Regions from separate parts of the Mus musculus genome. Here regions 1, 2, 3, 4, 5 and 7 are each linked to region 6. A link is a loop called in an ENCODE intact Hi-C map of the cell type or tissue named here. Cell type or tissue: heart. All regions are shown on one strand. Region 1 holds the start of Cish (cytokine inducible SH2-containing protein). Region 2 has its middle 15 kb from the start of Dock3. Region 3 overlaps Dock3 (dedicator of cyto-kinesis 3). Region 4 overlaps Cacna2d2 (calcium channel, voltage-dependent, alpha 2/delta subunit 2). Region 5 holds the start of Gm23595 (a small nucleolar RNA gene). Region 6 has its middle 2.2 kb from the start of 4930429P21Rik. Region 7 overlaps Cacna2d2 (calcium channel, voltage-dependent, alpha 2/delta subunit 2).

The links. Hi-C counts contacts between places; a loop is a spot of excess contacts. Peaks named below come from ENCODE experiments on the same cell type or tissue, not always from the same donor. Only the 100,000 strongest peaks of a DNase experiment are listed, where the experiment ranks them.
Region 1: it touches region 6 in a loop (9-fold over the local background); 20 of 42 quality-filtered maps call a loop at or near these places.
Region 2: a loop joins it to region 6, with 2.2 times the contacts of the local background. A loop is called at or near these places in 5 of 42 quality-filtered maps.
Region 3: it touches region 6 in a loop (4-fold over the local background); 10 of 42 quality-filtered maps call a loop at or near these places.
Region 4: a loop joins it to region 6, with 6 times the contacts of the local background. A loop is called at or near these places in 39 of 42 quality-filtered maps.
Region 5: a loop joins it to region 6, with 2.6 times the contacts of the local background. A loop is called at or near these places in 4 of 42 quality-filtered maps.
Region 7: a loop joins it to region 6, with 4 times the contacts of the local background. A loop is called at or near these places in 21 of 42 quality-filtered maps.

What each region holds. Positions count from the first base shown.
Region 1 is chr9:107,292,721-107,296,720 of GRCm38, reverse strand. Cish (cytokine inducible SH2-containing protein) reads right to left here and starts at 62. Exons shown (of 3, transcript NM_009895.4): 1 at 1-62. It also overlaps the pseudogene Gm17040. In heart, a CTCF peak has its summit at 2,293 (motif pointing left); DNase peaks (open chromatin) are centred at 20, 956 and 2,260; H3K4me3 peaks cover 1,031 bases; H3K27ac peaks cover 709 bases; H3K27me3 peaks cover 591 bases.
Region 2 is chr9:107,244,728-107,248,727 of GRCm38, reverse strand. It overlaps the pseudogene Gm51734. Among named protein-coding and RNA genes, the nearest start is that of Dock3, 15 kb to the right of the region's middle. In heart, a CTCF peak has its summit at 2,365 (motif pointing left); no DNase peak of the experiment used is centred here; H3K27me3 peaks cover 280 bases.
Region 3 is chr9:106,902,025-106,906,024 of GRCm38, reverse strand. The region is part of intron 49 of Dock3 (dedicator of cyto-kinesis 3); the gene reads left to right. Among named protein-coding and RNA genes, the nearest start is that of Manf, 12 kb to the right of the region's middle. In heart, a CTCF peak has its summit at 2,115 (motif pointing left); no DNase peak of the experiment used is centred here.
Region 4 is chr9:107,512,818-107,516,817 of GRCm38, reverse strand. Cacna2d2 (calcium channel, voltage-dependent, alpha 2/delta subunit 2) reads right to left here. Exons shown (of 38, transcript NM_001174049.1): 9 at 3,714-3,764; 10 at 3,486-3,585; 11 at 3,187-3,345; 12 at 2,876-2,983; 13 at 2,695-2,773; 14 at 2,137-2,186; 15 at 1,869-1,958; 16 at 1,596-1,667; 17 at 1,325-1,399. Among named protein-coding and RNA genes, the nearest start is that of Tmem115, 19 kb to the left of the region's middle. In heart, a CTCF peak has its summit at 2,033 (motif pointing right); a DNase peak (open chromatin) is centred at 2,147; H3K27me3 peaks cover 601 bases.
Region 5 is chr9:107,162,752-107,166,751 of GRCm38, reverse strand. All of the region lies in intron 2 of Dock3 (dedicator of cyto-kinesis 3), which reads left to right. Gm23595 (a small nucleolar RNA gene) reads right to left here and starts at 1,775; the gene lies at 1,646-1,775. In heart, a CTCF peak has its summit at 1,743 (motif pointing left); no DNase peak of the experiment used is centred here; H3K27me3 peaks cover 310 bases.
Region 6 is chr9:107,354,284-107,358,283 of GRCm38, reverse strand. No RefSeq gene overlaps it. Among named protein-coding and RNA genes, the nearest start is that of 4930429P21Rik, 2.2 kb to the right of the region's middle. In heart, a CTCF peak has its summit at 2,084 (motif pointing right); no DNase peak of the experiment used is centred here; H3K27me3 peaks cover 1,313 bases.
Region 7 is chr9:107,461,368-107,465,367 of GRCm38, reverse strand. All of the region lies in intron 2 of Cacna2d2 (calcium channel, voltage-dependent, alpha 2/delta subunit 2), which reads right to left. Among named protein-coding and RNA genes, the nearest start is that of Gm34037, 27 kb to the left of the region's middle. In heart, a CTCF peak has its summit at 1,671 (motif pointing right); a DNase peak (open chromatin) is centred at 1,667; H3K4me3 peaks cover 1,131 bases; H3K27ac peaks cover 4,000 bases.

The DNA.
Region 1 (4,000 bases), 62 kb after region 6:
GTCTAGTGCTTTGGACCGAGAAAGGAAACACCTTTGACAGATTTCCAAGAACTTTCCAGGAAAACTGGGCGGGAGCTCCTAGAGTTGACCAATCGTATCGCTGGACGTGAGACGAGCATCTAGACCGACCTATTGAAGTGCAGGGACCCTGAACTGACGTGCCCGAGTGGGGCGGGACCTAGAGACTAGTAGGCAAAAGACTGGGTTGGGGACAAGTTAAGAAGGAATGTGGATGCAACTGGAGACCAGATTGTCTTCCCTCTACTTCTTTGGGGATGGGTGCGCTTATCCCCCCCCCCCTAGAACTACAGCGCGGGGGCAGGGTCGGGCCGGTCCTCTTAGCCAGCCGCTTCTAGTTTATCGGACGTTGTCTCTGGCGGCCGTGGTCTCGCTTATTGCAGGACACTGTGTGAGAAGGTGGGTGGTGTGCTGTGAGATCTGGAGAAAGACTTAGGGAGAGGCCTGGAGCCCTGAAGAGGACGGAAGAACTAAGGAGGTCCACTGTGGCCACTACAGCTAAAAGAGTTCAGGTTACATCTAATCTTTTGTAATCAAATGATCTCATCCCTTCTTTGCCTAATCTCTGAGTGGACCGACAGTTGGGGAAATTACCCTCTTGAGTCAGTAAACAGAGATAGTCAGCTCCCAGACAGCCCTGTCGATGGCTTGTTTGTTTTTGTTTTAAAATTGAATTCAGACTACCTTGGAGCTCAGTTTGTAGACCAGGCTGGCCCCAAACTTCTGAGTACAGGTTTACAATGTGAACTTATAGGCTAAGTCACCATATCTGGTTTACCAAGGAGCTGTAGGGTCTATGTGATCTCCCTCCACATCCACGGTTCAGGATATGGGGAGATAAGATCTGGAGAACCAGTACACCCACTCCTTCCACACACGTCACACCACCCACGTTCCTCAGAAAGGGTAGCTATAAGATTCTTGGCAGCGATGACAGGCTTCTGGCAGTGTCTAGAATCTGAGTATAGTGACTGGGCTTTCCCCAGCCCAGGCTAGGCTCTGGGTGCCCCACCCAAGATAGAGAGCTAAAGATAAAACCCTGTGAAAAGGAAGGAGTTCTTAGGGAAGATAAGAGATTACTCCAAGGGACTCAGTTCCCCGTAGGTGCCCTGGAGGGGAAGTTAAGTGTAACCCAAGCAGGGCTCCCAGAATACAGCAAGAAGCCAGTTTCTTGGAATATGGGTAGGATGGAGTAGGAGTACTCTGAGAACATGGGATCCCTGTATGTATGCATACTAACTCTTCAGTAGAAACTGTCTGTTGCCGCTTTGCTATGAAGATACGGGGGATTTCACAGGTGTCATGCAACAGAGCTGTGGTTTTCTTTTTATTTACTTACCCTTTCCTTTCCTTTCCTTTCCTTTCCTTTCCTTTCCTTTCCTTTCCTTTCCTTTCCTTTCCTTTCCTTTCCTTTCCTTTCCTTTCCTTTCCTTTCCTTTCCTTTCCTTTCCTTTCCTTTCCTTTCCTTTCCTTTCCTTTCCTTTCCTTTTTTTCCGAGACAGGGTTTATTTATCTTTGTAGCCTTGGCTGTCCTGGAACTCACTATGTAGACCAGGCTGGCCTTGAACTCACAGAGATCTGCCTGCCTCTGCCTCCTGAGTGCTGGGATTAAAGATGTGTGCCACCACTGCCTGGCATGATTTTCTTTTTTAAATTGTGTGTGTGTGTGTGGTGTGTGTGGTGTGTGTGTGTGTGTGCGCGCACGTGTGTGTTTTCATGTGTTTGTAGCCACAGTATTCACACAGAGTCAGAGGATAACCTGAGGGAATTGAGGGAACCACTTCTCCCAGTCCACTCTGTGGGTCCCAGGGCCCAAAGTCAGGTTGTCAGGTTAGTGGCAAGCACCTTGATCTGTGGATCTCTTTCGCTGGACCCCAGAGCTGTGATTTTGAACTTGGATCTACCCCTTTCAAGTGGGCCTACTGAACACTTACCTTGTGCCAGACACTCAGCAAATCCTAGCTTCACCTTGCCCTCACAGCTACCACAGATAATGCTGCCTTGTACGTGAGGAAACTAAGACACGGCTTCCAGTGTGCCTTGGGGAGAGAAGTGTTTGGTTCTCCAGTAGTCTTTTGTGAAGTTGACAGTGTTAGACATCCCACCTACGACGTGCTGGGAACCATGATGTGCCCTGTTTTGCCCAAGCTACCTGCCCACTTGTTTCATTCAAGTTTTGTGAATGCCTCTGGCCATTTCCTTACTACTGGCTCTATTTCCTGACTACGCCCCTTGAATGGACCCCTCCCTGACTGCTGGGCCCACACTGCCACCCAGTGGCGATCCTTCCTAAGACCTCACTAGCCAACTAGAGAATAGAGAATTCTTCCCAGTGCACTCAGGCACTTCATGAATTACTGTTGCTGCAGGACACTCCTGCCCCGTTCCCAGAATAATGATGGATCACAAGAATGCACAGCAATCTAGATAGCCTCGGTATATGGCTTCTATCCTTTCATCATGAGCAGGTTGCCTTTCATCAAAAGGCAGATGTGGTGGGGAGGAGGGAGTTCCCTCCATCAGCACTTTACTGCATCGTCTATTTGCTCACCATAAGCTACTTCAAAGGCCTCAGTCCCTGTTCCTTTGAACACCCAACTATTACTGTTACTGTTACTATTACGAAGGGCTAAGTGCCAGAGTCTGCTGTCATGAACCCAACTTGCCCAAACCCAGCATACTATGTTCTGAATCTCTACAACAGTGTGAAGGGGACATGATTCCAGATGGTTGCTACAGCATAAGCATTGAGAGGAAACTACATGTTCTGATTTTTCTGGGTCAAATGAACAGCTGGAAAAACCTCTGTTTATAATTGGTATGGGAACTATGTGTGTTTGTATAATCACAGACATTTACATTTATAATTTGATGATGATGATGATATGTGTGTGTATGCATGAGTGTGCACACAGGCATGCATGGCACAGTGTGAGTGTGAATGCAGAGGTTAGAGGGTGACTTTATAGAGTCTATTCTTTCCTTCTTTGCATAGATCCTAAGGGTTGAACCTAGATAGGTTCCTGGGCTTATGTAGGACATGAGCATTTGCTCACTGAGCCATCTCTCCAGCCTGGAAGGGCATTTTTTTAAATGGGACTACTTACTTTTTATACTTCAGTATGGTTTGAACACTTGCAACAAGCAAATTTGACCTCTTTGAATATATATTTTTTAAACTACACGCAGTGTATGGTGGCTCACACCTATAATTATAACACTGGAGAGGTTGAGGCAGGAAGGTCAGGCGTTGAAGGCTATCCTTGTCTACTCAGTGAGTTTGAGGTTAGCCTGGGCTTAAATAATCTGTGTTGCCCAGGGACAGGTCCATACAGCATTGTTCTTGATTCCTGTTGTAACTTAAAGGAAAACTCACATAATGTCTGGAGCCGTTGATGTCCTACAGGTAAAGGAAGAGGATAGTCCCAAATTCCTTGCCACGGGAACCCACTTAGATGGCACCAACCTTGACTTTCACATGGAGCAGCACATCTACAGAAGGAAAAGTGACAGTCTCTGCATCATAAATCTGAGGAGGACCTGGGAGAGGCTGGTGCTTGCAGCTCAGGCTATGGTTGCTATCAAGAACCTCGTGATGACAGCGTCATCTCCTCTAGGAACACCGGCCAGTGAGCCAGCTGGAAGTTTGCTGCTGTCACAGGCACCCTCCCACTGCTGGATGCTTCATGCCTGAGACCTTCATTATTAACCAGATCCAAGCAAGCTTCAAGGTGTCAAGGCTTCTAGTGGTGACTGATCCCAGGGCTGACCATCAGCCCCTCAGAGAGGCCTCTCAAGTCAACCTGACCACCGTGGCTCTGTGTGACAGACTCTCCTCGGCACCACGTGGACGTTGTTGCTATCCCATGCAACAACAAGGGAGCTCATTCAGTGGGTGGGTCTGATGTGGTGGATGCTGGCCTGGGAAGTTCTTCACATCTATGCTGTTATCTCTCAGGAGCGCCTGTGGAATTTACACCAG
Region 2 (4,000 bases), 110 kb after region 6:
CTGCCCTCCAAGGGCAGGGATTAAAGGCATGGGCCACTGTACCCAGATGGAAAGAGCTTTTTGGAGATGCCTTTCACTAGGTTCTGCACTGATGGCACAGAGCTGATCAGGCCCAGGACTTAGGATAGCTTGGCTAAACGAACACCAGCACTCTTCTAGCCTTAGGCACTACAGAAGAACCGTTGGCTTCTGAGGTGGTTTTACAGTCTTATTGCTGGTAATAAATTGAACTCAGTTACCTGTGGATACACAGTTTTCTGGAGCTGTTAGTATCAGCAAACCCAATGGCTTGGTCTGATTGGCCAACAAACCTCAGGATTCTTCCTGTCTGCCTCCCCAACCTGGGATTGTTGATGTGCACACCATGCTTAGCTTTTACATGGGTTCTGGGGATCCAACCCGGGTCTTCAAACTTGCACAGAGAGCACTTTACATAGTGAGTCATCTCTCCAGTCCTGGAGATAGTCTTTAAAGATAGAATGTGCTGGGCTGGAGAGATGGCTCAGTGGTTAAAAACACTGGCTGCTCTTCCACAGGTCCTGAGTTCAATTCTCAGCAACCACATGGTGGCTCACAACCATCTGTAATAGGATCTGATGCCCTCTTCTGGTGTGTCTGAAGACAGCTATAGTGTACTCATATAAATAATTAAAAAAAAAAAAAGATAGAGCCGGGCAGTGGTGGTGCATGCCTTTAATCCCAGCACTTGGGAGGCAGAGGCAGGCTAATTTCTGAGTTCGAGGCCAGCCTGGTCTACAGAGTGAGTTCCAGGACAGCCAGGGCTATACAGAGAAACCCTGTCTTGAAAAACAAAAACAACAACAAAAAAAAACCCCAAACACCCAAAAAACCGAAGAAACAAAAAACAAAAAAAGATAGAGTATGCTGATCTAGTAGGTCAGAGAAAGAGGGGCAGGTTCCTCCTGGTGAGCTCCCAGTTATATGGGCCTGATAGGGAGATGCTCAGCTTGGAATAAGGAAGGTCTCAGTCATAGTCATACATCAAAATCTCAACCAGGTGGAGTCAAGTGCCTACTTCCCCTAGCTTGTGATCAGGACTCCCTGACTATACAGCGTCAGCTGTAGGGATGTTGAAAGCCACAGCCTGTCTATAATGGAGCCCCTTCTCTGGGTAATGATCTGGCCAGCTCCTACAGGATATCCTAGGATGTGTTCCTGGCATCTGGGCCATTGGAGATCCTGGGAAGAGAGTGGCAGCTTTGCTTGATCTCAGGGCTTGAGGTAGGTTTAGAAGAAAGAGGGGACTTGGCAAAGATCCTAACTCGGGGCAAGGGCTTACGAACCTGACTATAAGAGGTTGGGAGTGTTGTCAGGGGACCACGAAATGTTGCCACAGATCAGCCACTACACCTACATCTGCCTTTCAGAGCCTGATTTTAGAAGGTTTTTGTCCTGTGGCTCTGACAGTCCAGGTGGCTTACCTCCCGAGAGCCAGCTTCAAGGAGTAAATGCTCCCATCTGGAGGAGGTAAGGGCACTGTGAATTCAGAGGCGTTTAGGAGGTTTTATGGGTGTGATGGTTTGTCTTGGTTATCAGCTATGGGATTTAGTATCACCATGGAAACATGGACATGCCTGTTGGGAGATTCTAGATTAGTTAATTGGGGTGGGAAGACATACTATAAATGTGAGCAGCAGTGTTCCATGGCTGTGCTGCTATACTGAATAAAAGGGAGAAAGTGAGCCAACCGCCAGCATTAATCCCTTCTGCTTCGTGATTGTGGCCAGTCCTGCTAACACGCCTTCCAGCCACAAGGGAAGGCAGCCCCCAGCTGTGAGGTGGCATCAACTTTTGTCACAGCACTGAGAAAAGTAACAAATGCAATGGACGATGCTACTCTACTGTTGGGTGTGGGGACTTTAGGTTCACAGCCAACCCTAGGGGGTCTGTCTGGCTAGTGGTTGCCAATGACATGAGCAGCCTTTGCATTCTTCACCATTCAAGAAGCCCCTGGGATTCTCTGTATCTAGACATGAGTTAAAAAAGGTACAGGCTGTGCCCTGCACTGGTAAGGGGAAAGAGAGAACTTCTCTTCCCAAAGTATGTTCCACGGCTTTTCAGATCTGTTCTCATTCAGTCCTAGATGGGGCACTTCCTACTCAAGGTGCTGCAGAATTTCCAAGTCCAGCTCTTTGAAGACGGGCTCTTGCCAGGAAATGCTGGAGCTCTGGGACCAGCTGTTACATGCACTCCATTTGTCTGTTTGCTTTGTTTCAAGCTAGGGCTCCTCTGTGTAGCCCTGAATGTCTCGGAACTCCATCTCTAGACCAGGTTAGCCTTGAACTCAGAGATCAACCTGCCTCTGGCTCCTGAGTGCTGGGATTAAAGGCGTGTGCTGCCACCACCTGGCAGTTATGTGTACTCTTAGACAAGCCTCTTTTCTTTGGGCTCTTTTTTATTGCCTGTAAGTGGCCATGAGGATGCTCCCAGGGTTCTTGGGAGAATTCAATATGAAAACACATGAGAAAAAAAAAAACCCACAGTTTTAATTTCAATTGAAAGTCTACACTTGATCTTAGCCAAAAGGCCGAGAAGCAATCATTGAAAGTCTAATAATGGAGATTACTCCTGGATGGGGGATAGTTAGGAGACAGCTCTAAAGGGTGGAGAGGGTAAAAAGATTAGATGAAAGTAGCAACTGAAAAGACAGGAGGGCCAGGGCATTTAAGAGTCTGAAGGTCCTGGCAGAGGACTCTATTGCAAAGACACTGAAGTGGTCCAAGGATCTATGGGCACACATTGTAGTGAGGCCAGTAAGCATCCTGGACCATTGATAGATGGAGTCCTGATTCTCTGTGATAAGGCTTTTTTTTCCCCCGAGACAGGGTTTCTCTGTGTAACCCTGGCTGTCCTGGAACTCACTTTGTAGACCAGGCTGGCCTGCCTCGAACTCAGAAATCTGCCTGCCTCTGCCTCCCAAGTGCTGGGATTAAAGGTGTGTGCCACCATGCTCGGCTGTTTTTTTTTTTTTTTAAAGATCTATTTATTTATTTTATGTATTCGAGTACACTGTTACTATCTTCAGACACACCAGGAGAGGGCATTGCATCGGATCCCATTACAAATGATTGTGAGCCACCATATGGTTGCTGGGAATTAAACTCAGGATCTCTAAAATAGCAGTCAGTGCTCTTAGCCACTGAGCCATCTCTCCAGCCCGAGTCCTGATTCTCAAAGGCCACATCTGGGCTCATGAACTTGGCTCACCTTCAGGTCTTTTGTATCAGGAATGGGGTCAGACTCCCATCCCTGCCCACAAGATGGACTGGCAGACAGGGTGACAAAGCCTTTCAAGCAAAAGACAAGTTCTAAGAGTTTCCATTTCCATGTCTGCAGCTGCATGTCGCCTTGTGCTCTGGCAGCCCTGGCTCATCTCATCAAGTGCAGATCAAACACGTGCCGTGTATTTCCAGGCCTCATTTTTCCTGTTCCTTAAGATCACATCTAAGAAGGAGCTACAGGATGTACATGTCCTGGTTCTCATGGGGGCATTTCACTGTTTGGGTATGTTTTGCTCAGTGTTTTAATTTTTAATTTTTTTTTCTTTTTTTGGTTTTTCGAGACAGGGTTTCTCTGTGTAGTCTTGGCTGTCCTGGAACTTACTCTGTAGACCAAGTTGGCCTTGAACTCAGAAATCTGCCTGCTTCTGCCTCCCAAGTGCTGGGATTAAAGGCATGCGCCACCACCGCCCAGCCATTCTATATAAATTTTATCTTAAAATACTTGGGAGGCAGAGACAGGTGGATCTTTTGAGTTCAAGGCCAGGCTGGTCTACAGAGTGAGTTCCAGGACAGCTGGGGGGGGGGTGTACACAGAGAATCCCTGTCTTGAAAAACCAAAACCCAAACCTAACCCAACCAAGCACCCCCACCCCCCAAACAAACAAAAAGACATAAAATGAAATTTGAAGTGAAAATGTAGATATTTCTAACCTAACTCATCATATGACCGGGTAACCAGCTTACCAACCGGGATCTAG
Region 3 (4,000 bases), 450 kb after region 6:
GAGAGAGGGAGGTTTTTAGTTGAATGAAAAGTAACAAGGGTGTATTAGAAGACAAGAGACTGCGCAGCTGATGCCTTTGTGATTTGGGGAGGGGATTTTTGTTTGGGGTTTTTGTTGTTGTTTTGAGATAAATTCTCACTATGTAGTCCCTACCTGGTGTGGAACTCAATGTATAGACCAGGACTACTGGAAATTACAGAAATCCACCTGCCTCTGCCTCCCAAATGCTGGGGTTCAGGAAGTGCCACCATGCTTGTCCTCCTTGTACAGTTTTTATTGATGGGTACAAAATCTCCTTCCTAAGGGGAGGCCATAGACAAGGCCTTGAGTGTACAAGCAGTTCTCCACCTTTCATACCCACTAAGGAGGGAAAAAAATCTAAGTTTGGATTAGCCTGTGGCTAGCTCAGAGTTGTTCTGGGTAGTCTAAATTTAGGGCACACCTAAAGGTTAAAAACAACCTGCATTTACTATTGTCAGTTTTACCTTCTAGATTTCTTAGCTTCTAGATTTCTTAGGCCAGTAATAAATAAACAATAGCATATATTACTGTCAGTTTTCCTTTTGGCTTTGTTTGGGGCCAGTTTGGAGCCCTTGTTACTGAATTAGGTCTAACCTTAGATACAGCCAGCTTGTGGACCATCATCACTCACTAAAGGGCCATGAAGGCTAGCACCTGGAAATGTTTCCAGTCGTGTGTAAAATCTGTCTCCTTTTTTTTTTAAAGATTTATTAATTAATTATATGTAAGTATACTGTAGCTGTCTTCAGACACCCTAGAAGAGGGCATCAGATCTCATTACAGATGGTTGTGAGCCATCATGTGGTTGCTGGGATTTGAACTCATGACCTTCAGAAGAGCAGTCGGCACTCTTAACCCCTGAGCCATCTCTCCAGCCCCCTGTCTCCTTTTAATCGCCTTTAATTCCATGTCTACCGGAGTATTTACTTATCACTGATCGTATTTGTCACAAGGACTCAGGCATTGATATTTATATACCTTAAATAATGCCTGAAAAGTGATGCCTGCTTAGGGACTGTTCATTTTCTCTCTCTGTCTCTCTGTCTCTCTCTCTGTGTCTCTCTCTCTGTCTCTCTCTCTGTCTCTCTGTCTCTCTCTCTCTGTGTGTCTCTGTCTCTGTCTCTGTCTCTGTCTCTGTCTCTCTCTCTCTCTCTCTCTCTCTCTCTCTCTCTCTCTGCCTACCAGCCCCACCTTCGGGTTAGAAATGCTTGTATTTTCAGCACCCAGGCTTGCAGGATTGGGTCACCTCTCCCTAGCTGACTTTAGATCCTGCGCTGGCAGTTTTTTCTGCCATGCTTCCACTTGGTAGCCAGAATTGGGTTTCTGTGTCAGTAAAGGGACAGGACCCAGGAGAAAACCCAGTTCTTTCCCACTGAGATGCTTGCCATGCAAAGTGGTCTGATCTGTCAACCAGTCACTGGCTATTGATTTCAGACTTCAGAAGGATGAGTTCTTTTTCTTCTAATTATTTTGTATACAAAGAAAGACAGTATAAACATATAACATTAAGGAAGGGCTCTTTCAATGTATACAAACCTGTGAGACCCTCAGCAGACAAAATGGAAAGAGCTGATGTAGTATGTCCTGGTGGAAAGGTGCAGTGACCAGCCTGGAAAACCTTGACAAAGTGAGGAGAAGTGGGTAAGGTTACAGCAGAGCAGTCACAGGCTAATTTAATCACCTTTGGCTGTGCTCTGCTCAGATGGTTGTGAGCCATCATGTGGTTGCTGGGATTTGAACTCATGACCTTCAGAAGAGCAGTTCAGGGAGGAGGTGAATGCTGAATTGGGGCTACATGTCTTGACACTCACCAGTCCTCTAATGATGGAGGTACTCTTGGCAAACAAGGCAGTGAGTGGTCTGCTCATTCATTAATGTCTTCTTGTCACTGGTAAGTGAAGGAAAAAGCTTCCTTAAATCAGGTCTAGAGTGCAATCCTCCTCCTCACTCCTACATCATAAGATCATTGTCCTTCCTTGACACCCATTGACACCCTGTGCTATGGTTCCTGTAACTGTGGAAATCTGTAAGACCAGAGGCCTGCAAAGTACAGTCTTATTCTTGTAAGTCCGTGGCTCCCCCTGGTGATCAAAAGGCAGAATAAGCCAGTGAAATAGATGTGTAATCCAGTGGACTAGGACCCAACTTGCCTAAGGGTTTTTGGAGTGCACCTGAAGCAATTCAAAAGTCCTATGAATGGACAAGCCCTTATGGTATTTAAATGTCTTAACATTAACATCACCCTTGTCCCACCAAGGGATGGCTGCCTAGGGCAGAGACAAGTGAGTCAGCTGAATTGAAGAAAATTAATGTACAGTCATCCTTTGTTCTGTCACAAGAGGGGCACCACAGTTGGGAGGTAAGTCCTCAGCAGAGCTCCTAGACCTTCGGGAGGATGTTGCTCCATCACAGCCCCAGCGTGGATCAAGGCGTAGATGCACAGTTGGCATCATGAGCCGTGTTTTGACTGAGCTGATGTCAAAGTGATGTTTATTTTTTGACCTTTTTGGATAGTCACATTCAGAGATGTCCAAAGAGCTCAGTCTCTCAGCTGGGAAGGCAGGAGAAAAAAACAGTGGGGTTTGGAGCTTCCCCACCCCCCTTTTTTCTTTTCTTTAAACATCTATCTTCTTGAGATTATTAAAAACAAGATGAAAATCAGTAAAGCCACAAAACAAGAAGTTTAATTTCTTTAAATAACCATACTTTATACATTCCCTTATCAGTGTAGGCCATTGTAAAAGATAAGTCCTAAAGCCTGCCTAGAGGTTCTCTCAGGACTGCAACAGAAAAAGTAACAAAAATAACTGAAAAAGGATACTTGCTGGTATTTACACAGACTTTTTGGACTACAATGGACAGGAGGATTTTTCAAGGACTCATGCAGTGAGCTGGCTGAAGACCTGGGTTTGCTTTGCTTGGATATTGTTACAGTGCTGGCACCACAGGCTCAGGAAAGGCCAGGTGATGGTGGGTTTCAGGGACTCAGAGCCTGCCTAGGATCTGCAAAGACACCTGTCCGCTGAAGCCAGTGGGCTAGTCTCCACTACCCAGCTTCTCAGAGCTGAATCAGCCAGAAGCATTGGGGTCCAGATGACTTTGCCATGAAGGGACTGGTGGGTAGTCTGTTGTCTGATTCAATAAAGTATGTATTTGCAGAACTGTTCATATTACCCCATCACAGGAAAGCTAGCACATTATCTTACTGCTTCTATAGAAAGTTTTCTTAAGAACCACAGATGAGAAGATCCTCAGTGCTCTACCTCAGCTAGAGTCACTGCAGTGTCTTCATAGAAAAGGTCATGAAGCTGGGTAGTGGTAGTACACATCCTTGATCCCAGCACTTGGGAGGCAGACACAGGCAGATCTCAAGTTTGAGGCCAGCCTGGTGTACAGATCGAGTTCCAGGACAGCCAGATCTGTTAACAGAGAAACTGTCTGGAGAAAACCAACAACACAAAAAGAGCCTAGTATAAGTCCCTTAACTTCTTGATTAGTTCCATGCTTATCAAGGGAAGTAGGCAAGGGTCAAACCCGCCTATGTGCAGGGGCCTGCACTTCCAGCTAGACTGGCTTTAAGAACTGCAATAGGCAGAGCTCCAACAGATAGGCAGAACCAAGGTTCTGGGAGCCTACCATCTGGAAGGGATATGCCTAAAAGGAAGCCAGCAGAAAATAGAATCACTGGTGTTTGAAGAAGGTAAGTGTGTGTCAAGTCAGAACATTGTGATTGTTATTTCAAGTGTCTCTTGTCCTTGTTTTATGGCTCTGTCACAAGCTGGCCTTGGCTCCCACCCGGAACCTCTAGAAGATGCTAGTGTCCAGACCACACCTCTGCCCTTAGAGCACAAGGTTCAGAAACCCCAGGAACTCTGCGCCAGGCTTCAGCTCTCCTTACCCTTTCCCTCTGGGTATGATGGTAGCCTCTGTCAGCCAAGATATCAAGGACAGCTTCACCATCCAGCACTAAGTACGCTTC
Region 4 (4,000 bases), 160 kb before region 6:
TTCTCAAATGTTGCTTTCCTGTCCCCATTTTAGTGGTGGTGGACAGGAAGGAGAGACTCTTAGGCTCCCACAGGCCTGGCAGAAGACCCGGGAGTGGCATCCAAGAACAAGTCATTGCCTCTGAGTTTCTTACTGTATGTGGGGCCTCTCAGGCCAAACAAAGGTTTCCCATGGTTCAGGCTTGAAGTTGTCACACACATTTAGCACTTGTTCTTGCTTTCATAGTTGAGACCCAAGTTCTCTAAGCACAGGCTCTGAATAGCCAAACCACCATCCTGTCTGTCCCTTCCTTGGCTCCAGTTTCTGCCTTCCACTCTCAGGCTCTTATTTGGAAGAGTCCTTCTGCCCCACCCCACCCCTACCCCCTGCCAGCATACTTCTGGGCAGGGCTGAATCTGGCCTGCCACCTGTTGCTATAATTTGTCTGTAAGCCTCAAGTGGGTTTTATGGCTTGATTTATTTATTGAGACAGGATCTCTCTGTGTAGCCCTGTTTGTCCTGGAACTCCCTCTGTAGACCAAGCTGGCCTCGAACTCAGAGATCTGTGTGCCTCTGTTTCCTGAGTGCTGAGATTGAAGGAGTGGATCACCACTGCCCAGTGGGTTTTAAGGTTGGGAACTGGAGAGGCAGCTTACAGTTAAGAGCACTAACTGCTCTCCCAGAGCACTGGGTTTGACTTCCAGCACCCATGCAACAGCTCATGGGCATCTGTAACTCTACTTCCAGGGATGCAGCGTCTTCTTCTGGACTCCAGAGGTACCCAGCACAGAAAAACATCCAGGCAAAATATCCACACACATTGTATTTTTTGAAAAAAAATAAAAAAATAATTACTTTGTGTTGTAAAAATGTTATGGAATTCAAATATCAATATCTACAAATAAAACCTTATAGGCCATCAGGCATGATGGTATACACCTTTAATTCCAGTACCTGGGAGGCAGAAGTAGGCAGATCACTGTGAATTTGAGGCCAGCCTGGTTTATGTAGTGAGTTCCAGGATAGTCAGAACTATATAGAGAGACCCTGTCTCAAAAAACCAACCAATAAAAATGAAACAAATCTGCATGGGCCATTTATCAATGATTTGTGTGCAGCTGTGTTCACATGATAGTATTAGCGTGGAAAATGGATGTTTAGATCAGCAAGGCCTGAAACACTCACAGACTAGTCCTTCCCGTGAAGCTTGCTGTCCCCAGCTTCAGACCAAACCCTTTGGGAAGTCTTTCTGTGACGGTCTTTCAGTCCCCATGTCTCCCCTGCTGAGTCTGGCTTGTGTCACTATGGACAGCAAACCAGGGCAGAGGGGCAGGTGGACACTTACTGTGTAGTTGGGAGTCAGCCTTTTGATGTCATTCAAGGCCACATCGATGCCCATGACACCCAGGATTAACTGGTTCTGGACACAAAGGAATGGGAAGGTATGCTATAATGAGTCAACTCCATAGTAGAACCCCCTGGCCCAGGCCTAAGGGCTAAGCTGCTGATACGGAGAGCTGCTTTGCCAAATCTGTAGCATGCCCTAACCCTCCTCCATCCCCAGACCTGCTCCAGGCATGCCAACTCCTCCCCAGATAACCCACTGGGCAACTCACCTTCTTTTCCCCAGGGCCATCCTGTGTCAGGTTGAAAACAGGGAGAGTTCCTGTTACCACCAACCCCAGCCCCTGAAGGGAGAGAAGGATGGGGTCTCCTGTGGCCAGCCCTGTCTTCACTGTGAGTGTTCAGAGAAGGGGCCCAGCCACAGGCCACCTGTCATTTTCTTTTACTTGGTCAACACCAATAAGGGGCCCCTCGAGGGTCTTGACTGTGTGGGGACATCCTTGGGGGAAGGCCACTAGTCCCCTTTCTTTGCCCAGAAGCCTTACCAGTGCATCTTCATACACGTTTGTCCATTGCACTTGCTTGGCGTCCTTGCCTGCCAGTACCATGGGCCTACCCAGCACATCCAGGTATTCCTGGGAGAGGAGAGGCACTAAATGTCCTTCCCAACTCACTCTTCTCTCATCTGCTGCCATGGACAACAGCAGCCACCAGGGGTCGCTATCGGCCCATGGCTGGAAAGCACGCAAAGCATGCAGCCACAACCAGAGGGAAGCCAAGGCCTGGGAGGGGCCGCCTCCTCCACAACCTCACCTGTGTGTTGATGCGGATGGCTCCGATGGAAGGGATCTCAAAATAGTAACCTGCAAAGGGAGGAGATGTGGGTTTGACTGGCACAGCAAGGCCCGCAGCACAGGGGGTAATGTCGCCTGGGTACACCTGCAACACTCTGTGTATTGTGACTCTCCCCCAACTCCTTTATGCTCCCTGTCACTGCCCTGGCACTGTGACCAACGCTACAGGAGAGGATAGATTGTAGGGGTCTAAAGAAGCAGCAGAGGTGGGAGTGGTTAACAGAGACAGGGTGGAGGAAGGAGCCTCATCCGAGGACGTCAGAAACGTGAGTTTTACCCAATCAATCAACAGAGATGGATTGATCAACAAACAGACATTAGCAGAAAGGCTGGAGACAGACAGACAGGGGACATACAGCCAGATGGTCAAGCAAGACAGCCCACCAAATAGACAAAGCACCGGAAAAAGGGTATGTATGGAAGGACAGACACACAGTGCGTGAACAGACAGCTGGACACATGGATGGACAGCTAGCAGAAGGACACAGCAGGCAGAGGCTGAAACCCGATGAGGTACCTTTGTTAGTACAGGCCATCCACTGCAAGGGTGTGACATCATAGTTATGCTGTCCTACGGAGAACGTGAACACACGTACCTGCCGGGACGATGAGGTTATCACAATGGCCACCGGAGGACGACGGCCCTCTCCCGTCCTGGACCCAGCTCAGGGCAGCCACCCACCAGGGCTGAGGCTCACCGTCCGATTGGGCCAATTGTACTTTTCGAAGACATCCTGCACGCGATCCTCACCCCCATCCGTGAACATCATGATCATCTTATTGCAGTTAGCCCGCGTGATGTTGGACTAGTGGAGGATGAACACAGAGTCAGGCAATCCTTGGTCTCTCACAGGTCCAGGGTGGGGCTTCCTCCCTCACGGCAGATGGTACTGTCTGTCTAAGCTGCCTGTTTACTATTAACAAGGCAATCCATCTTCATCTTCCCATGTCACTAAGCCTGGTCCCTCGCCCACCCCTTGCTACCCATTTGCCCACCCGTGGGGCTCACATTCTGTAGCTGGTCAAAGGCATACTCAAAGCCGGCCTTGTAGCCTGTGGTGCCCTTGGCCACCATGCCCTGCACAGCTTCCTTGAACACCTTCTTGTTACGCACATTGGCCTGCACCAGGTGTGTGAAGCAAGACACAGGCTGCGCCTTCTCGTTGAACTGTGGGGACAGTGGGGGGTGGTGAGTGGCTTCAGGCTGGCCACACAGTGTGCAGCTGTTGTACAGGGCTGATGGTTGTCATGGGAGCAGGTTGGATGGGGGTGAGTGGTACCCATCCTGCCTGCCACCTTGCCACTCACTGAGGCCACGTTCACATAGTCATCATCAGAGAGCGTGTCTAGCATCTCACAGACGGACGTCTTCATCAGCTTCAGAGTCAGGCCGCTCACGCTGCCACTCCTGGAAACCAGGCATGGAGGGGGCGCATGCATGTGGGCTCTCAGGGTTTTCCCGTCCTTCCCTCATAAGGTGCCCGGGCAGAAGAGTCCAGTCCTAGCCCATCCCACCAGCCTACAAGGCTCACTCACACATCCACAATGATGACCATGTCCTTGGGTGATGAGGCCCCCTGTATATACCTGCCAGTGAGAAGACTCAGTTAAGGACGGCACCTCCGGGACCTGCGGGGTCTTCCTTCTTCCACCCACTTACTGATTCCTGTGCTTCTTTCTACTGACCACGCACTATGGGGGTTGGAATGGGCCTGGGCACTGGGAAGACCATGCTCAATAAAAAAGACAGTTTTTTTTTTCTTGTGACGTGAGTGATCTGGTTCCCTCATTAAGTAAACAAGAGGTGAGGGGGAGGGGCAGGT
Region 5 (4,000 bases), 190 kb after region 6:
TGCCCTGTGTCTTGGGAGATCCTGTAGCTTTAGATTTGTAGGACTGACCTCTTCATATACACTAGCAGTTCATAGATGGGGCAGATGTTGGGGTTGGTCAATTCAAAACCCTGGATCTGAGAGGTTTCTGAACTAGTTAGCCTGTAGTCTCTCCCTCTCTCATGCCCTTGGGGATGGCTCATCACAGTCCCTGCTACCAGGGCCAGCTCTACTCTGTTGCCCAGGTGAGGTGCAGGGCCTGTTCTCCCTAGTGTTGCCATTGTTGAGGGACGTGACCAGTTCTTCCACTCTCATGACCCCAGGGCCAGCTCTCCTGACTGCTATAGGTGGTGAGGGGTGAGGGAGAGGAGGAATGTGTCTCTCCTTTTTTCATACCACCCAGCTGGCTCTCCTGCAACCTCTACCCCTACGTCCACCTCTACTGTACTGCCCCGGCAAGCCTGCTCTCCTGACTGCTGCAGCAGGTGAGGTGCAGGACCATCTTTCCCACTCTAATGATCAAGGGAATCAGCATTCCTGTTTGCCGAAGGTGGCAAGGGGTGTGTGTGTGTGTGTGTGTGTGTGTGTGTGTGTGTGTGTGTGTATCATCTCTCCCTCTTTAACCCATGGCTGATAGGTAGGACAGTTCTCCCACACTCAAGCCCTTGAGGCAAAGCTCTCCCCACCCCCCATGCCACCAGGGTCAGCTCTGCTGTCAACCCAGGCGAGGTGTGCAGGGCCCACCATCCTGAGTGCTACAGCTGGTGAGTGGCAGAGACAGATCTCCTGCTCTCACAACTTCAGGGCCAGGCCTCCTGCTTGCCTCAGGTGTTGAGGGTGGAGGAAGGAGAAGGATATCTCTTGTCTATGCCACCACACAGTGAATGAGTGGGAGGGCCGGGTCCCCCGTGCTCATGTCTTTGAGGGCCTGGCTAGGCTTCCAATCAACTACCGCTCTGTGGAGTACTACAGTTGGCTAGGGGTAGAGTCAGCTCTCATGCCTCCAGGGCCAGCTCTCCCATGATGCCCAGCTGAGGGGTGGGCCAGTTCTATATAGCCCTTAAATAGCAACAAGCCCACCCCTAACTGGGGCAGCACAGGCCAAAACCTCACCATGATCCCAGGTGGCATCACTGGCTACTCTTCTTAGGCTGTTCCTCATTACTCTTAGTCTCTAGTTCTGCCTTTCTTTACTGTGCTTACATCCTTCTGTTTCAGTTTCTCTTCCATTCTCCACCACTTAATTGCTCCTTTAAGAGGTTTCTGGGGTCTCTGAGTGTCTGGGGTTATCTCAGGAGTGCTATGCCCCACTCATGCATTATGATGCTGGGCAGGGGTCATCTCAGGCATGGTTTGCTCCCCCAGGACTGCCGGTTGTCTCAGGCCAGCTCCCTGTTCAAGTCCAATAGCACTTGTCTGGTGGTCATCTTGGGCTTGCTCTTCACCTGGTCTGCTCAAGTGGTTCCATGGGAGAGTCATCTGTCTCAGGCTCACTCCTGCCCTGGACCCTCAGTCCCAGGAGGGGGTTCTTTTAGTCTCAGGCTTGCTCTTGGTCCTAGGAGTCTTCCAGGGCTTGGGCAGTGTGGGATTGGTGATTGCCTCAGGCTAGCTCCCTGTCTGAGTCCCCGTTGGACTGGTGATTATCTTAGGCTTGCTTTTTTCAGAGAGTGTGAGGCTACTAATCATTCAGATGTTCCTAGGTCAGAACACTGAGCTTAGAGTAACCTCTCTCCTCTCTGCCACCTACTGACTCACACGGAACACAGCAGCCACAGCTGCAAGCTTCTAGAGGCAGCTGAATGGATTTTTTTTTAATTGTTTTATTTATTTACATTCCAAATGTTGCCTCCTTTCCTGGTCCCCCCTCCAAGAGTTCTTCACTCGATCCCCCCCCCTTTAAATTTACTTTGTGTAGCTCTTTGCTAGGGTCTTTTCAGCATAAAATGTTTTATGTATTTCTTGTGTCAGTGAAGGAGTTGTAATTGTAAGACATTTTTGTAAACCTGGTTAAGAGGACACTCACTTTGCCTTTTCAGGAAAAATTCACCCCTCAATAATAAACAGTGTAGATTAAGAACATTTCTTTTTCCTTTTAGCCTAGTCTGAGCTTGGGATACCAAACAAAAGAGACATTTCAGTTTATTTTAGTCTCTCCTATCTCCTAATTTACTTTTTGTATCTTGGTTTTGGCTGAGTTTCTTTTTAAGTCTTGATCAAAAAGACAACAACAGATGGGTAGCTTTAGATAGTATTTTGTGTGAAGATTAGTTACAAGTAAAATTTAGTTGAAACATTAGAATTGTGAGAGATTTCAGTGGTGACAAGGGGTCTATGGGACTGCAGGTGGCTTAGTCAATAAAGCACTTGCCGTACAAGCACAAAGACCTGCGTTGGGATCTCCAGCCCCTATACATACAAACTTGAGGTCAGGATTACATGCCTCTAATCCTATCATTGGTGAGGCAGAGACAGGTAGAACAATGTAGCTCACTGACCAGCCTCTTTAGATGAGTTGATGAGCCCTAGGTTCAGTGAGAGACCCTGTCTCAAAAAATAAAATGGAGAGTGTTTGAGGAAGACATCCAGTGTCCACGTGCACATGCATGGCATATGTGCACACACAGACCATACGCACAAATAAGGGGTCATGGTTAAAGTCACTCATGAATAGTGTAGGCTTTAATCAATAATTGTGGACACGTTTTATAGGGAAGGAATCTTTCCTGTTTAATCTTGGGAGAGTCATTTGCTTTCCATGGAAGTAAATGGAAGCTCTTCATAGTCACCCCCTGTTTTCAGGTCTAGTGATTGTCATTTTGTTGTAAGGATAAACCTCTTTGACAGTGTATTTATCAACATCTTGTTGGTGAGGATAGAAGTATAGCTGCTAATTCATGTATAGATTTGAACCCATTTTTTTATTTTATGTCTTAACTTTTCCAAAAAGGGACTTTATATAGATCTTTGAAAGTGTGTGTTTTTGGTCTCTTAGAAATTACACTATTTATATTAAGCAATTCTGACTTAACCTATTTCACAAGCCTAGTCTTTCCTGGAGAAATTTATAGCAGTAAAAGGCAAACATAGAATCTTAGTGTTTCCTATTCCTGTCAACTGCCTCTTCTTCCATTTTTTTTTTAGTCACTGTGTATGAGAGACAGTGTAAAGACATTATACATATATTAGTTTAGACTGACCGACAGACTTGTCTTACGGATTTTATTATCTCATATCTTGCAGATTCATTCAGGTTTTTCAGCTACTATATATTTTCATGCCTAATGCAGTTTAGCCACTCTTTAGCTACTGGTCTCAGCTAGAAAAGAATAAAACCCAGTCTGAATTTTCATCAAGAAGAATAAGGAATTATGAAAAAGATAAAAGAACATTTAGTGACTCAATATGGGGAAAGAGAAGTAAAGTTATGACTTGTATATAGTTTTTCTAAAAGGAGGGGATAAAAACCTACACCACCACCATCACAACAACAACAACAACAACAACAACAACAACAACAAAACCAGTAATCAACAAACACTGATCATGATAATTCTGAACATTAGTGGCCTCAATTCCCCAGTAAAAAGACACAGACTAATAGAATGGATTCAAAACCTAGGAACTATCCTTCTTCTATATCCAAGAAACATACCTTAATAAATATAGATAGCACCTCAGGGTAATAGGATGGATAAAGATATTCCAAGCAAATAGACCCAAGGAGCTAGCTGGTGTAGCCATTTTAATATCTGACAAAATAGACTTCAGATCAAAACTACTCAAAAGAGATAGAGACTCATTAAAGGAAAAAAAACCTACCAAAAGGACATTGCAGTTCTTTTTTTTTTTTTTTCACATTGCAGTTCTTAACATCTATGCACCAAACACAAGGGCACCCATGTTTATAAAAGAAACAAAACACTACACAGTTAAATCACATATTGACCCCCACACAGTGATAGTAGGTTGTAACTTTAATTTTTTCAAAGGCTTCTTTTAATAATGGTTCTTTAATGCTTTA
Region 6 (4,000 bases):
CCAGCGATGCCTGACCCCCTGAGCCCGGGACCTTCTCGAGCTGTCTTTGCACTAGAAGGAGCCACCCTCCAGAATAAAAGAACAGTAGCTGCATGCATTTAGTGGAGGCTCTCTGCTTACTTAAAATACCCTAACTCATATAGTTCCCATGAGGCAAGAACCACTTATCCAACACTCCACTCAATAAAAAGCTCTAAGCGCTTACTAGGCACCGGGCTCTACCCTGGAGGCTCAGGCTTCAACGGCAGCTACTCATCCTGACCCAGGCCCACTCCAGACCTGCTCCTGGCAGACAAAGCGGGCAGCTTTTGTACACCAGCTGCCAGGACCTCTGAAATGCCTTCCAAAAATCACCAGGGCCAAATTTCAGTCAAGGAACTCCTCTCCCAGTTCCAACCCCGCCATTCCCACTCATCACCCCTATGCCATCCTTCAACCCAATAATCTGGACATGTACTGCCACCTGGTGGTCAGAGTGGGAATGGCTCCAAACCCAGTCGCTGCCTCCTTCAATCAACAGAACTTGCTTCTTTCTAACTCACTCACCACTTAGAGGATAGGAGCTGGGGACACGGGTGTGGTCTCAAAGCAATGTCCAACAGATTCCTCTCTAGCAGCACTAGTCCAGGCAAGGTGATTTAGAAAGGGAAGCAGAATGGGAATGGTGTGTGGTGCGAGCCCCACATAGCAATGTGCTCCGTGTTTGCAGGGGAGATCACCATTGTTAGTGGCCTGCCTCTGAAAAAGTTCTCTATCCACTGTTACTTGTTATCTGTCCCAGCTGATATACCGCTATGGCTTTCTATCAAACTCTTGCCCCATCCAGAAGTGATGGGTCACCCCTGTAGTCTCCTGTGACATCACCTGTATCTTTCCTCACTTCCTGGTGAGGGATGCTGTCATTGCTCAGAGCCTTACTGCCTCTGCTCTCCTCACAGAAGGGGTTCCTCCAAGGCCAGCCCCACCTGTGCCCACCAGCACAGAGGACCCTGTGTGGACAAGCTGAAAGTGACCAAAGAGAACAGACAAATGGATGGGTGGGAGCAGCTCTCGCTTCTGAGAATGTTCTTTCCTTCTTTGGGAATTTTGGCAGTGAGCTCTGGGGTTAACCTGCCTGGGGTCAAGTTCAGACCCTGCTGTATGCTAGGCACACCTATCGTTTTGTGCCTTTGTTTCCCTCTGTGCAATCTGGGCACACAAAGGATGCTCACTGGGTTACTAGGAGATCAAATGGCTCTGTCTCTGTCTGAGGGTATTCAGGAGGCTCCCACACTCTCACTCTGCAGGACCTCACTATACCTAGGCTTACCTAGGCTTATGGGTGGCATTTTATGGACTTATTATTGAGCTGATGGTAAATCTCTTTTTTTTTAAAGATTTATTTATTTATTATATGTAAGTACACTGTAGCTGTCTTCAGACACACCAGAAGAGGGAGTCAGATCTCGTTACGGATGGTTGTGAGCCACCATGTGGTTGCTGGGATTTGAACTCCAGACCTTTGGAAGAACAGTCGGGTGCTCTTACCCACTGAGCCATCTCACCAGCCCCGGTAAATCTCTTAAATGTCTCAAAATCTGGTGTCCTTGGCTTCCTTCAGCAAATGAATCTTTCAGTGAATGCCAGGTAGGCAGGGTTTGGCCCACTTTGTGACTCTCTGGGTCCTGCAGTCTGAAGGCAGGAGAGTAGAGGGGGATCTGCTGGACCCTGACCAAGAGAGAAAGGGTGGCAGCATGGGTAGGGGGAGGTGAGAGGGGCATTCAGGGCATAGAGGTAAGGGGTTCACGCTCTAGTTGGTGGCAGTGCAGTGCCAGTTCATGAGAGAGAATGGTCGGGGTTGAGGAGAGCAGAGGAGAGGAGAGGAGAGGAGAGGAGAGGAGAGGAGAGGAGAGGAGAGGAGAGGAGAGGAGAGGAGAGGAGAGGAGAGGAGAGGAGATTATGGGAGGAAAGAAGTGGGGAGGGGAAGGGAGGAGACAGGGGAGGGTGGGGAGAGGGGGGAGATCAAAGGACAAGGCTAGAAGACAACTCTTGCTTGGGCCAACCCAAAGGACTTGTCTGATGCTGTCAGTGCCTGGAGCTGCCAGCAGGTGGCATCATAGTTGCTATGAAAAATTATAAGGTAGATTGGACTCTGCGTCCCTGCTGGGGACCTGTCAGGCTCCAGAACCCCCACTTCTAGACCTTATCTGTCTGGAATTTCCCAGCCCAGCTGGAAGACTTAGACTCCCAGTCTGTGGTCAGGATCTCTTGTGCAGTGCAGGTAGGTGACCCTCTGCCTCCCGGATGGGACAAGCATGCAGAATCTCGAAAATTAAGGGTGACTGGGATCACCACACCCTTCCCTACTCCTGGATCAAGTACTCTGGGGCCAGAGTTGCCAGCCGCCAATACCTACCCCATGCCCTTGAGTTGAGGGGCGCTGTGGATATTTGTGGGTTTCCCCATTGTAGGTGAGGCTTCTCCTCTGAGCCAACTTTCCAGGCATAAACTCCGACTCTTTTCTGACCTGCTGCTCAATGCCTTTTTGTGCTCATCTGGGTCAAGGGGAGTTGGCTTTCTATTTGATGGGGCAGGAGGTGTCAGTCTGATCAGAAAATGTCCTGGGGAGTAAGAAGCCGGCAGCCTTCCCGGGTATCAGCTCTACCAAGAGCCAGGCATTCCCAAGCCGTCCCCCTGCCATCCTGCTTCCCGGCTGTGTGGCTCTGGATCGGTCCCCGTGCCTCTCTGACAAAGGAGCAGAAGGACAGGGTGGATGGACAGACATGGAGTGTAGCAGGTGCTATGCATCGGGCTGGAGGTTGGGTGCAGGACATGAGAAGTTACTCTCAGGTACTATGCCTGGCTCCTTTTTTCCCCTCTTCCCCTCCTCAATTTTGTCTTCCTCCTTGTTTTGGTTTTAGATAGGCTTTTCCTATGATGGAGTTCAGCTGGGTCTCGAACTCACAATCCTACTGTCTGTGCCTCTAAAATGCTGGGGTGGCAGACAGACACATCATGCTCGGCTTCCCTTTGCCTTGTTTTAGTCAAAATCGAGAACCTATTGGCTGGGTCAAAGATGAAAAGCCAGGTGAGTCTGGAAGAGAAAGGCTGAGGGTCCTGAGGGATCATAAGAGCAGTCGGGTGAGGGGTGACCAGGGGAAGTCATTGTGAGGGTGACCTGTACCAGGATTGGGTGTTTTCCTGTCCTCCCCTTCCAGGTCACAAGGCAGCCCCCTGAGTTGTGACATCCAGCAGGATCATAGCCATGGCAAGACACAGATTCCAGCCCCACCAGTGCAGGCAGCTGGACTCTGGGCCTTCATCCAACCTTCAGCCTTTGCCTAAGCCTGTCTTCTGCCCTCCTGGGTCATGTCAGATGGGTGCCTGGGTACCAAGCAGACAGGTTTCCATCTATTCTCACCATCTTGACTCCTCTAGGCTCATAGGTGCCAGGCCTCTAAGATGATTTTGCTAAGTCCCCTTCCTTGGACAGCTTCTGAGGGGTTAGCTCTCATCTCCAGCTTTAGATCTAAGGGGCTCCAGGATCCAGAAAAAAAGCTTTAAATTGTATGACTGCAGAAGTTCGTCCCCAGGCTGTGGATGAGGGACCTACTGTGCTGGGTTTCCAGCTGCCTCTGAGATGGGAAAGCCTGAGTGGTCACCACAAGGGAATCTGTCTGGACTGTGAGATCTTCTGGGTACCACGGAGCTTGCTAGGAGAGAGAGCTAACTTCCACGGGATTTCTTGGGAAAAGTCATAGGCTGGCCAGAGCCATACCCACATCCTGGCCAGCAAGCAGAAAGAGAAAGTGACTGGGCATGTATGTCTCTGTGCCTTCTCTAGGCAGCCTCCCCTGACTAAAACTTTGGAAGCAGCTCTGGTCAGTACCCTTTCTCTAAGCCAGCAGAGTGGGTCCTGAAAGGCAGGCTGTCCCTCACATGTCAGACACACAGAAAATGCTTGCTTCAGCCTGTGCTCTCTGAGTGAGGTCTGGAAGAAAGGATGCCACATGTCAATAAC
Region 7 (4,000 bases), 110 kb before region 6:
TCTATAGCTTACATCTGGGCTGAGGGTCCAGTGTATAGGCTAGTTGGTGGCTAGTGCTGGTGGTTGATGGGAAGTTTGCCTTGTCTGGGCCTCAGGGGTCATGACTTGCAACCCCCTGTGTGCTATGAGCAGCGGCAGGGAAGAGCAGGCCGGATGGGAGGCAGAAGGCGGGGTGTGTGGTGAGTGAGGGGGAGCCGCAAAGCATATAATATAAACCACATCCCCACATGAGGATGCTCTCACACCTACACACACACATATATGTACATCTCCGCGAACGTATCTCTCACGTGTGCATACTCACAGTTACTCTAGCACATAGCCTCAGGCAGCTGTGCTCCTCTTGCGGGGGCTGCCCTGGGCTATTTGCAGAAACTACGGAGAGTTCTAGGAGCCCCCAGGGCTCCTCTGCCATTCAAGGCACAGAATATTGATGGAGACCGGGTAGGGAGAATGAATCTGCCCATTCCTCCTCCTTAGGAGACGCGGTCTCAGTACACACGCATGTGTTGGTGTAAATTGATGGTTAGTATGTGACATGGCTTGATATTGCCATCTGTGTGCACATGCCAGCGTGTGGGCTTGGGGCTGGGTGTGGCTGGGTCCTCTAGCTGTAGCCTGGGAGCCTGTATGTGAATCCCAGCAGCAGATTTCTGCAGACATCTTTGTTCATGCTCGGGGTCTGGGGTATGTGCATGCATACGCATGCGTTCTACACCTGAGAGTGTCTCCAAGCCTGATCTGGTCTGTGCCCCCATTCAAACAATTCCAGGAAGTCTGTACCCTAAGTTGGTACCTTCACCATTAGAGGTCATAAGCCCGCTACCCTGACAGAGCCTCGACACCAGGCTGTGCAGAAGTGGGGGCATGGGGAGACAGGAAGAACTGGTGGTGAGGGGACCATAAGGAGGTGACAGAGGCACCTGATGAGAGACAGGCAGGCAGGGAGCGATACGGTCGAGAGTGACAGAAGACGTGCAGAGATAAGGACGCTGCCATCTGACAGGAGGAAGGGCTGGAGGCTCGGTGCTGCCAGAGCTTCAGCTCTGCTGACTGCCTAGTGCCTGGCAGTGCAAGGGTTAAGGCACCACAGAAAGCAGGCTCAGGCAATCTTCTCCCGCCATCCCCATCTCTCTCTCTCTCTCTCTGCTTTCTTTTCTTTTTGTTCTTCTCTTAGAACAAAATAATTTGTATGAAGTCGCTCCTTCCTACAGAGCTGTGGCAATTAGGGGGGTGAGTGGCAGGCCTGATTGTACAGCCAGGGAGGACTGAGGTGCTGAGTGGACACCAGGGCAGGTTGTTCCATAGAACCCTTGCTCAGCCTCTGGACCAAGGCCCTCAGGGGACCAAAGGAAAGGCAAGCAGAGAATCCTGTTAGGAGGACCAAGAATCAGACAAACGAACACAATTCTGGACAAAGGACTGAGTGACAAAGCCACATGCTCTGTCCTCCCTGATATATTCATCTCAGGTTTGGAGGTTTAACATCTCACACACACACACACACACACACACACACACACACACACACACACACACACACACACACACACACACACACCCCATTCCATGCTTTGGAGCATAGTCTGGTTGTATTACTACTGCGGTCTGGGCTACACAGTTGAAGCAGCACCCAGCCGATCTGTGCCAGCAGGGGGCGCAGCTGCCTGGCTTGTCAGGGCCAAGGGATGACGTTCCAACACATTAGATTCGCTTGTCAAGGTCATTCCTAGGCTCTGAGGCTGGACTGCACAGGTTTCCCAAAGACTGCACGTCTTTTTGAAAAGCCTGGGAACCCCTTTCTAGGGCTTAGGATACACTTTGAAGTCTACGTGACTACTGGGTTGGATCCAGTAGCCAGAAAAGATCTGGTGTCAGGGCCACACTCCAAGGTCCCAACAGGTGACACAGAGCTGGGAGTCTGAGGTTCTCCTGAAGTCACCGTTTCTGAATCCCCAGTGTTTGATATATGTGTGAGAATGGGAGTCCTTGCAAGCCAAAGAACAACAGCCCAGTTCATGTCTTTGGAACCCTGTGCCCTTGCCTTTACTATCACCAAGGCTGAGAGTAGTTTCAGCCCCCACCCTGCCCCCACTCTTCTGCTAGATATGCCCGCTGAGAGCTTTCGAAAGACATCAGCTTTCATTCCTGGCTAGCCAACCTCCTTCTCCTGAGTTTTACCCAAGTCCGGCCCCACACCCTCAACTCTCTCCCTCAGCCACCCTGTCCTTTTCCCTAACACCTCACTCTCGGCCCTGGAGGTGATAACAGAGGAGCCCAGACACCAGGGAGCCACTGATAGCACACAGAGACAGCTAGCTCTTCTGCTGTCCCCCCAAGCACCATGTCTGTGTGCAGAGGACACTCAGCAAAGGCAGATGCCCGATTCCATGTTGAAGAGCAGAGCTTTGGGACATGGGTTTCATCCCTGCATGCCTCTGCCAGGCTCTCTTCCTGCTCCACTTCTTGCCAAGGACCTATCACAGGGTCCTTTTGCCGCTTGCCCTGGTGGCTGCATTTGAGGCTTCTTTGGACTATTGCTAGCAGGCCTCGAAGCCATGCTCTCCCGATTGATCTGTCTTCCTATGAGCTCTAAATCCTGCCTAGAGTGAGGAAATGGATTGTAAGGGGTTTTTGGTGTAATGAAGACAGAATCCTAGTGGCTGTTCAAGCTGCCAGCCCAGTCAGCTCCCATTCCCAAATGAAGCCCTTTAGGGACTCCTGAATGGCAGGCCCTTGGTGTCTCACACTTCCAAGATTCCTTTGGGCCTGTTCCAGCTGCTCTGTTCCCTGGAAGGGCTCTGAGCTTGGTCCTGAGCCCAAGGGAGATCCAAATGACAGTGCAGCAGGTGCCCCTACCCAGGAGATAGGTCATCTCCACATTGATGTGGTCCAGGGAGCTGATTTCCAGCATGGACCCAGGAGGGAGACCAGAGAAAGTGTGGCGCTTGGATCCTGCTAGCTAGTTTCCCACCAACACCAACCCCTAGTCTTGGGACCAACTGGGACATGGCAGAAAGGCCAGGGCACAAGGTGCAAGGCCTCAGTCACAGCAAGACCACATGCCTGCTGGTTTCCTTGTCCCAGAGAGTTATTTGGAAAAAAAACCACACGTAATAGTTCCCATGGCAACGCTGCCTCAGTGGTCCTCACCTTTATCCAGATAGCTGGTTTGATTTGAACAAAGGCACCAGTGGGTACCCAAGCTGCTGCAACTCTAAGCCATCCATGTTAGTAGAGCAAAGAGACTTCACCCCACAGGGGATGGAAGAAAGATGCTGGAACAGGGAGGCAGACAGAGTCATGTAGGCACGTGGGGGAGGGAAGGAGACAGTGGCAGAGGGCCTGAGGAACAGCAGGGACGGTTAAGGCAGAAGGAACAATTTATGGGGTTGTACGGAGTCCCTCATATCATGAGCCTCTACCATCCTTTACCATGTACTTTCAAACCACTATTTTTAAAAATGTGTAGGTGTGTGCATGTGGAGGCCAGAGGCCAACACCAGGTGGCACCTTCAGTGACTCTCCACCTCATGTGGAGGTGGGGGATGTCTCTCACTGAACCTGGAGCTCACTGATTTGACTATAGACTGGCTGGCCAGCAAGTCCCAGGGGTCCTCCCATCTCTACAAGTGTCCCCAGTGTTTACGAAGGTGCTAGAGTTTCACTTCAGATGCTTGTGCTTATGAGACATCGTCTCAGTTCCTACCTATAGTCGTGACTCAGTAGGGCTACCTTCTTCCCTTTAGGGCACTCATGCTAGCTCTGTGGTCCCTTTAGGGGTTCCAAACCCTCTGCTCAACCTCTTGCTTCCCAGGGCAGCTACATAAACAAGAAGTGAACCTGTAGACCCTTGGATGGGAAACTTGAACACCCGCAGGACAGAAAGAGTCAGCCTCATCCCCAAACGCCAGGGACATTCAAAAAGCTGCCACAGGCGACAAAAGACCTCAGGACAAGTATCATGGACAGACCCCATCAGGGGTACTATATAAAGTCC